2 separate regions of the Homo sapiens genome follow, and region 2 is linked to region 1. Evidence: chromatin loops called from intact Hi-C (ENCODE). Cell type or tissue: PC-3. All regions are shown on one strand.

Region 1 (5,000 bases):
AATGCCTAGATATGATGTTGCCACTTACATTTCTTTGGAGGTCTATAAATACAATGAGATGGGAATGAGAGAGAGCAGATGGGGAAGATGTGATTTTAATTTGCATCATTTCATACCCAGACCTCAATCCTGACCCTGTGTTAAACAATGACTCATTTCTCTGCAAATTGCTAAATGTTTTAAAGAATATAAAAACTTTTTATAAATGGAATGCAAGTTTGTCTGCAAAATCCTAGGCTGCCTTATTAATGTGTGCAGTTCATAAGTTTACTCAAAAGTTGGGGTGACTTTTCAATAGGAGAGGAATCACTAATGAGGCCATTTCCTTCACCACGGGTGTAGACCAAGAGTGTCAGGACATGTGACGTTTGTCTGCCTTTGGTTAACAGATCTGGATTTTGTCTGGAAACTCAAGTATAAGACCTAGCACCACTTGCCAAGGACCTCTGCTTTGCTTTGGTAGGCCAAGGTAAGCTACCGTATGCACGGTCCTGGGAAATTTACCTTGTTCCCTTTTTAGTTATAACATAATGACTTTATTTCTCATAATATCAGCATTGCCATGCATAACCGAGGGCATACAAGAAAAAAAGAAAAGAGAGAGGGAGACGGAATATATTGCAGCTGCACACACACACACATACACACACACACACACACACACACACCTTGGCTCAGCTTTACTGATGAGATCTTGACTTAGAAATGAAACAATCTTGTAATTCATGCAATTTATGAAACAGACCAAAAAGCATCACTAAATAAGTAGTTGTCACAGAAACATAACAAATCCTTAAGTTACCCAGCCACAGCCTATGTGGCTACACAGCCTATACAAACAACCAAGATTTTTCTCCAAAAAAACAGTAGAATATTCAAGCTGGTAGCAACTCAAACCATATTGTAGTGCAACTCCTTTGTGTTACATTTTGAGGTTTTCAACTTGATTTTACAACGTTTTCTTATCATTTACTAGTTGTTTCCTAATGACTATTTCTCAGCTTGCTTTTCCAGCCAGGTTACAAATTCCTTGAGCACAGAGCCTGTGTCACCTCCTCACGCCCACAAGCCTGGCTCATTGCCTTGCACATGAGAGATGCTCGTGCAGAGGATGGTGTTGGTGCTGCACACGCACCTTTCAGTACAATCCCTGACAAGAAAATACTGCAACTGCATTCATTCTGGGTTGTCTGATGACCCTTAAGGATGAATGAGGCAAGCTTGAATTATAATAACATATATGCTGGCAAAATGAACTGGCACCAGGCAAAAAATGAGTTAGCTGCCTTGTTTTTCAAGAATGTTGTTTTGATTTGTGGCTTGTCCAGGTCCCTGGCTTTTCTCACCTTGGGAAGAAGTGAGAACAGAGAAATGCAGACTTCTCAATCTGGGTGTTAAAGCCAGTTTCTTGTAGCAGTCTGGTCAAGCACAGTTTGACCACTGGCATGAACTACTCAAAGCCCCCAAGAGCCTCTTCTCTCAGAGTGTTGTCTTTACCCATGTTTTTAAAATAGTGATTACAAATGGAAATTTTGTTCACTGGCGATTTAAAGAACTGTGAGCTGTTAACTTTTTAAAATAGTTTTTATTGAGGTATAAATAAAATAATCCAGCTTTAGAGCATTTCTGTCACCTCAAAATGTATCCTCACGCCTGTGTGTAGTAAATCCTGGCTCCCACCCCCAGCCCTGGGCAAACGCTGACCTGTTTCTGTCTCTACAAATTGCCTTTCCTGAACACTTCATGTAAGTGGAATCATACATACGATATGCTGTTTTGTATATCTGGCCTCCTTCACGTAGCACAATGTTTTTGACCTTCACCTCTGTTGTAGTCTGAATCCGTAGTTTTTTCATTTCAATTGTTGAATATTATTCTGCTGTATGGATTTACCATATTTTGTTGGTCAATTCTCCAGCTGATGGATATTTGGAAAGTTTCCAGTTTGGTCTATGATGAATCATCCTCCCATGAACATTCACATCTGTGTCTTTATGTTGTACAGGTGTTTTTTTTCTCTTGTAAAAATTCCTGGGAGTGGAATTGCTGGGTCATACAATAAGTTTGTTTAACTTTTTAAGAAACCACCAGGCCGGGTGCAGTGGGTCACGCCTGTAATCCTAGCACTTTGGGAGGCCGAGGCAGGCAGATCACGAGGTCAGGAGTTCAAGACCAGCCTGGCCAATATGGTGAAACCCCGTCTCTGCTAAAAATACAAAAAGCCAGGTGTGGTGGTGCACACCTGTAGTCCCAGCTGCTTGGGAGACTGAGGCAGAAGAATCACTTGAACCCAGGAGGCGGAGGTTACAGTGAGCCGAGATCTTGCCATTGCACTCCAGCCTGGGTGACAGAGCAAAACTCTGTCTCAAAAAAAAAAAAAAAGAAAAAAAGACAAAAAAAATAAGAAACCACCAAACTGTTTTTCAAAGAAGCTGTATCATTTTACATTCCTACCAGCAATGCACAAAGCATCCAATTCCTCCACATCCTCATCAACATGTGGTATTGTCTGTCTTTTTGATTATAGCCATTCTACTGGGTGTAGAATGGCATCTCATCGTGGTTTTTGTTTGCATTATCCTAATGACTGATGATATTGAACATATTTTCATGCTTTTACTTCCATTCCTATATCTTTTTTGATGAAATGTCTGTTCATATCTCTTGCCCACTTAAAAAAGGTTTTTTTTAAATTATTGAGTTGTAAGAGTTCTTTATATATTCTGAATACAAGTTCTGTATCAGATTATGATTTGAAAATGTTTTCTCTCAGTCTATGGTCCATCCTTTCATTTTCTTAATGGTGTCCTTTGAAGCACAAAAGTCTTTTAACTTTGATAAGGTCCAATTTATTATTTCTTTTATGCATCATGCTTTTGATACTGTTTCTATATTATGTCAAAATAAGAAATTTTATATAAATACAATATTTAATATTATAATATGTATAATATATAATTTTATATGAATATATTTACTATTAAATATACTATGAGGAAAATTAATACCTAAGCTACCTCAATTATTCCTCCTGACATACTTTGTATTTTGTTTTTGTTTTTTGAGACAGGGTCTGGCTCTGTTACCCAGGCTGGATTGCAGTGGTGCAATCTCGGCTCCTGTAACCTTCACCTCCTGTAACCTTCACCTCCTGGGCTCAACCCATCCTCTGGCCTCAGCCTCCTGAGGAACTGGGACTTACAGGTGTGCCACCACACACAGCAATTTTTTTTTTTTTTGTATTTTTGGTAGAGATGGGGTTTCATCATGTTGGTCAGGCTGGTCTCTAACTCCTGGGCTCAAGTGATCTGCCCATCTCAGCCTCCCAAAGTGCTGGGATTATAGGCGTGAGCCACCGCACCAAGCCCTACTTTGTATTTTGAATAGAAGCAACAGCAGTGATGGGATTCGTACTCCAAACCTCAGCGTCACACAACATTCCCATGCAGCAAATCTGCACATGTATCCTCTGTATCTAAAATAAAAGTTGAAATGTTTTTAAAAAGAAGCAATGGTAGCACTCTGTTTTAAACTAATGTTAATGTTCTCAAAGCCACAGTGGAAGAAATCCACTACATATCACCTAGAACTGGAGATCTAATCTGACAGGTGGGCCACAGTACTAATAATGTGAGCACAATTCCTATACAAAATTTTATTAAACTGTATTAGTTGAGCAGACAAAACTACACAGACACTCTTCTCTCTGCCTTGTTCCTTCTTGTACTCTGTTTCCTGTTTGTGTTTTTGTCATTTTCCTTTATGTGTGTATGTGTGATTTTCTTTCCTGCCTTTGCTGGAGCTGTCACCATGTGGATGGGAGACCCTCAAATCCCCAGACAACTGGTTTCCCAAAGGGTTGCTGGATTTGTTGCTTTTTCATTGTTCTGACAAGAGCTATGTGCCTGCCTTTGTTGAGTGGTAAATACGTGTTGGAAGCAAAAGCATCACTAATATAATGCTTTATGCTACTGAGGCAACTTTCTCATTAGTGCCTAGCATACTGAGCAAAGAAGCTGGGTTCCAGAAATAAATAGAAGTGAGCTGTTGACAGCATGAGCAGAGTCCCCTTTTTACATGGCAAGAAAGAGAGAGAGAAAGATCTTAATTCTGAATACCAAATTAAAAAGCCTTTAAAAGAGGCATCTGGAAGGATTTACTCCTCCTTCTGAATCAGCCATCAGTGGGCAGCAAGAACTGAGAAATGATGCTGTCATGTATATGAGAGGGTGATAGGAAAAGGGGGAGAGTTAGAGTCTAGTGAGGCTGAGGGTTGCAGGAGAGCATGCAGAGCCAGCAAGAGCGGATGGCTGAAGGTACTGTGGCCCTTCCTATCTGTGGGTTCCCAGACAGGGATCAAAAATATATATTAAATAAATAAATGACAACAATTTTAAAAATACAAATTTTGAAAAGAAAATATAACAACTATTTACATAAGATTTACTTTGCATTAGGTATTATAAGTAATCTAGAGATTATTTAAAGTCGTTGGAGGATGTGCATAGATTATATGCAAATTTTAAGTCAGTTTCCATCAGGGACTTGAGCATCTGCAGATTTTGGTATTGGTGGTTGGGAGGCAGGGGTGGTCTCCAGAACCAATACCCCACCTCGTGAGTATTGAGAACAACTGTATACATGCCATTAATCATGCTGAGTGCAGTGATGTGGGTGGCGGAATGGAGGCATTGACCTGAAACAGGAACACCTCATTCTCTGAGATGAAGGGATAAGAGGGAAGCAAGGGTGTGGCTACAGATAAACTAGTTATTTGGATGGAGTAAAATATAGAAAGAAATCACACTTGATGGGACCAACGTTACTTGCTGAAGTAGGAGATGAGGTCAGCTGAAGAGTTCAAAAGGGTGAATTAGAATGGTGAAGTTTTGGAATTATCAGTGAAGGAGAGAAAAGAGAAACCAAGGATAAGTTAAAAGACCCATAAATAAGCACAGCTGGGATTAGGCACAGAATGAGATGGCTATGAGGTTTTCTCC
Region 2 (5,000 bases), 81 kb after region 1:
CACTGTACTCCAACCTGGGTAACAGAGGGAGACCTCATCTCAAAAAGAAGGAAAAATAAAATAAAATCCAATGCAGGAGAAAGAAAAATTCAATGCAGGAGAACTATTGTGGAAACAGGAAAGCTAGTCATCACTTTCTGAAAGGACCTACTTAGTTTATTATAAGCAATCAGGGATACTTACTTTCTTCAACCTGTTTGGGGTATTTATCCTCAGGAAATGATGGTAAAGAAAATGAAAACTTTCTTTAAAATTGTTTACAGTAGAGCTATTTATAATAGTAAAAACTACAAGCAATTTACATACCCAATAGTTCAGTGAAATATAATGCTTTATATTTGAAATGATATATTTCATATGTAATCATTTCAAGTGATTATATTTACCTCCAGTTTAATGTTAATGAATCAACAATAGATATTAAATAAGATGTCTTTTAAACAGAAGCACACAGAAAACAAGGTTATATGTTGATTGGTTGACCAAAATGTTTAACAGAGGCTCCAAGCAACCTAACCCCATATTTTTGCTAGATGCAATGCTCTGTGTTTTTGGCAATTTATAGAACATAACTACCATGAATAACAAGAATTGATTATATTTAATATGTGGTTTGAGCAAGGGCGTGGACTTATGTGCTCACAGCTGCTCAAATATTATTGGTGATGTTCAAAATCTTGGGCAAGGCAGAAAGAAATCTGTTTTTGGGTTATTGTATTATTTTAAAAAAATACTTTCCCTATGGCAGTGAACACACACAGTTCCAGACCTCTACGATTTCCAGTCTTTTCTGGAGTTTTTCAATTCTCTTTTTTTCCTCTAAGATCAAGAAGAATATCATTATTTGAGTAGCATAGACCTGCACGATAAATCCTTAGAAGATGGCAGGGACTTTCACAGATGTACTCAATATTTTCCCTTGTGTCCCTGCAAGGTCAGAAAATGAAAACCACCACCAACTCTATGGTTTGGGAAGAACTCAGACAGTGACAGGGTAGCTGTGACCCAAATCCTAATCAAATAACCTTTGCTGCAAATAACAAGGACTCCAACCTCAGAGAATTTTGTTCTGTTCCCAAGCTGTATCCACCATGGGCATTCTTATAAAAGCAGTAGTCAGCAGCTTTGGTGAACTTTACCATAGAAGGAATTTCTCAAAAGGCATGCAATGCTCAGAGAATCTCAGGAGAGCTAGAGAATCTTCAGACATGCAGGATGGGTAGACAGAATAACACTCAAATCACACCACAGAGCTGATCCTAAGAAGGTACCTCGCCTGCCTCTATTGGATGCAAACACCACAGCTCACACAGCCGACACCTGACCCTGGGTGCTCAAAAACTGCCACTGGAATTGCTGCCACAGCTGTCTCTGAAAGCCCAGAGTAGCTGCCATCACACCCACATGTACCATCACTGATTCTCCACATTACCAGCTTCCAGTTCAGGGTCTGGCAGGAGCCTGAGTGTGTACCTGTACCGTAGCTGCAAGGGAGCCTGGGAAATGAATTTTAGCCTCTGCCTCAGAACCTAGGAAGAGAGAGAAAGGAGGGGCAAAGAATAGTAAAAGTGCCTTACCATCTTGCATAGGATGTGTTAGAATTCTTTACAGAGAGGGATTCACTTGGGGTTACTCAGAGCACCATACGGAGATGTTGTTGGGATGAACTGCCCTGGCCCACCCACTCCCAGCTAAGGCAGCTGCAGCATGATCTGTGCAGGGGCCTGGGCTTCACAGACTGATGTAACTGCTCTGTATATATACCCCTTTCACTCTAGTGTTGAGAAAGAGGGAAACTAGATGCAATGATTAAAAATATTTTAATACCAAACTTCAAGCTTTTTGACTCACTCATGCTCCAAAAACAAGCGCAACATCAAGACTAAAGGTGTTTGTGTCCACACCCATTGTGAGATTCAAGTTGAGTTTTCGGTGTCATATTTGTGTCTTAGCAAGTTGTCGATCAGCTTCATTTCTTTAAAAAATTATTCTTCGGAAAGCACTTTGTGCCCATTGATATATGAGACATCTTCAAACAGTCGCTACGTCTGCCTGATTGCCCAGTCAGCTGGGGACACACAGGACATTACGGTTTGGATATGTAGGTTCTGACAGATCTTGACAGATAAATGTAAATGGAAATATATCTACACTTAAAAATATTTTTTCTTTTGCCATTGTATTGAATATTTTTTAGTGTCAGTTTCTTGTTATGTGAGTGTGAGGAATTGTGGGAGATGGAGGAGTTTATATTCTCTGCAACTTCTGACTTGGTTGGCTCGCTGCATCCATGCTCCTGAATCACCCCATCACTCAGGGATTGGAAATAGTTTGTCCCAAATAACTATTTACCTTTCACTGTGGCTCCAATCTTGAGAAAAGTCTATTCTTGCTTCCTAGACACTTAAGATTCAATAATATTTGAAAGAATTATTTGTGGAAGTATATTTGTTTTACGTTTTTATTGTGAGATAGCTGTGGTTTTCAATCTTTAAGGGGGTTTATATTTTCTGTTTACCATATAAACGAAAACTACAGTAGATAAGTATCTTGAAAATAAAAATGATCATCTGTGTTAAAATTGCAATAAAATTTTCATCCTAAATACCTCACTACATGGTTTGGCTGAGCTTTTCTGACCATACCTTTAGATTAACAGTGAAAAAATAAAAATAAATTTAGGCACCTTAGATCCACCTTAGTTACCTTTACTCTTTCAGTCTGAATGACAAGACAAGTTCCAAAAGAGCAGAAGCTGAATTTGCCATAGAAGTCAACCATGGCAACAGAGGGGATATTCTTTGGCAGGGTGATATGGTTTGGCTGTGTCCCCACCCAAATCTCATCTTGAGTTGTAGTTCCCATAATCCCCACGTGTTGTGGGAGGGACCAGGTGGAAATAATTGAATCATCGGGGAAGTTTCCCCCATCCTGTTGTTATGATAGCTAGTGAGTTCTCACAAGATCTGATGGTTTTATAAGGGGCTTTCCCCAATTTTACTCGGCACTTTTCCTTGCTGCTGCCATGTGAAGAAGGATGTGTTTGCTTCCACTTATGCCGTTATTGTAAATTTCCTGAGGCCTCCCCAGCCGTGCAGAACTGTGAGTCATTTCCTTTATAAATTACTCAGTCTTGGGTATGTCTTTATTAGCAGCATGAGAACAGACTAATACACAGGGTACCCTTCGGTACAACAGAGAACTGAAACAGATAGCATTTTCCTTCTTCACCCTTCTCAGCTAATAAACTCAGGGGACTATTGCTATCACTTTATTGCACAGAAGTTGCTAGAATCTGGGCTTCCCAAATGAGGCAAGAATTTTTACTCTCTGCCTTTCCTACCACCTGACCCTCAGGGGCCCTGCCCCTTTCCTCCTGCCTCCTTCTTTATTTAACTATTTCATATTAAGCTTTGTTTTTTTAAAAAACCTACTAGGAATGAAGACATTGTGATACATTTTATGTACCATACTTACTGATATATAATGAGCCTATTCTCTTTTTTTGTTTAAAATTAGTATTCTGTAAATGTAAATTTATTCCTGAAGCATGATTTGGTTTAATCAATTTACTGAGTTTTTACTTTTACAGAGTGGTAAAACTGGATTAGAATGCCATTATATCTTAGTGAAGAATAAGAATTTTTTAACCTTGCATTGGCATCTCTAGAACAATAATTCCCAACACTTTGAATTGGAAAAGATTTCTTTTTAAAAGCATTTTATAAATCTCAATACATTATAGGATAAGAGATGTACTTTTAATATCCATTGGTTGAGAAAGCTATTAATTGTACAGTATTTTTAAATGAATTTGCAATTGATCTGTCACACTGGCATCTCCCTATAATCACGAAAATAGAACATATGTGTGTAGAATATATTTTGCATGCAGCCTGCTGGAGAATCTCTTTTTTTTTTTTTTTTGAGACGGAGTCTTGCTCTTTCGCCCAGGCTGGAGTGCAGTGGCGCAATCTCGGCTTACTACAAGCTCCGCCTCCAGAGTTCACGCCATTCTCCTGCCTCAGCCTCCCGAGTAGCTGGGACTACAGGTGCCCGCCACCACACCCGGCTAATTTTTTGTATTTTTAGTAGAGACGGGGTTTCACCGTGTTAGCCAGGATGGTCTCGATCTCCTGACCTCGTGATCCGCCTGCCTTGGCCTCCCAAAGTGCTGGGATTACAGGCATGAGCCACCGTGCCCGGCCGCTGGAGAATCTTTTACAGGGACTCCGTGACTTTATCACTAAGCCACGCTGGCAGCACAGGCATGACGGCTCCTGGATTTTATTCAGGCTGACAGCCACTGCCAAGTCTCCTTGGACCGAGCTAGCAATGAATTGATGGTGCTATGGGAGAAATTGGTTCCTTCCAGACATGCTGGCCATGCTCCTCTGACCTGTCATTGATTTGTGAAGTGCTGATTCATTCAGACATTTTTTAGTTATATAAAAATACATGTACAAACCATTTTAAACAGAAAATAAATCATCCTACAACTATTTGAACAGATATTTATGGCTGGATTCAAAAGCATTGAAATTAAGGGTCTTAAGTAGAAGTATAACAACGGTAATAGCAGAAGAATTTCTGCAGTGAGAATTCATTTCCCTCTCTGCATTTGGTGTTCAGCAAAACTAAACCTGTATTGAAAAGGAGTCCATTCCTCTTTCATCAGAGATTGCCTTTAGCAAGGAAACAATGGACAGCTTTTCCCAGTGTTCTCTCCTTTTCTCATTGTCAGGGTGTTCTTCTGTGACATTTAATTTGAACCACTGCCTGTCTCAATAATGTAACAATTTGATTGGGTCAGATAGAAAAGGTAGAAGTCTTTTTTAAACCAAAGGATTTTCATTTGAAGGTTTGATAACCAAATTTGATTTCTGGATCCTATGATCCCGGTGATGTCCCTTGGATTCAGTCCCCCTCTCCTCATCATTAGTGGTATCCTCCTGAGGAGAGAACAGAATACCCTACACTAACTTTAGTTGCTGGTCTTT

What was found. Hi-C counts contacts between places; a loop is a spot of excess contacts. Peaks named below come from ENCODE experiments on the same cell type or tissue, not always from the same donor. Only the 100,000 strongest peaks of a DNase experiment are listed, where the experiment ranks them.
Region 2: it touches region 1 in a loop (7-fold over the local background); 1 of 110 quality-filtered maps calls a loop at or near these places.

What each region holds. Positions count from the first base shown.
Region 1 is chr14:51,821,915-51,826,914 of GRCh38, forward strand. It overlaps LOC101927598 (a long non-coding RNA gene), which reads left to right. Exons shown (of 8, transcript XR_002957605.2): 7 at 390-469; 8 at 3,071-3,105. It also overlaps a transcript of GNG2 not described here. Among named protein-coding and RNA genes, the nearest start is that of GNG2, 36 kb to the right of the region's middle. In PC-3, no CTCF peak of the experiment used is centred here; a DNase peak (open chromatin) is centred at 1,987.
Region 2 is chr14:51,902,847-51,907,846 of GRCh38, forward strand. The region is part of intron 2 of GNG2 (G protein subunit gamma 2); the gene reads left to right. Among named protein-coding and RNA genes, the nearest start is that of GNG2, 45 kb to the left of the region's middle. In PC-3, no CTCF peak of the experiment used is centred here; a DNase peak (open chromatin) is centred at 3,085; H3K27ac peaks cover 1,664 bases.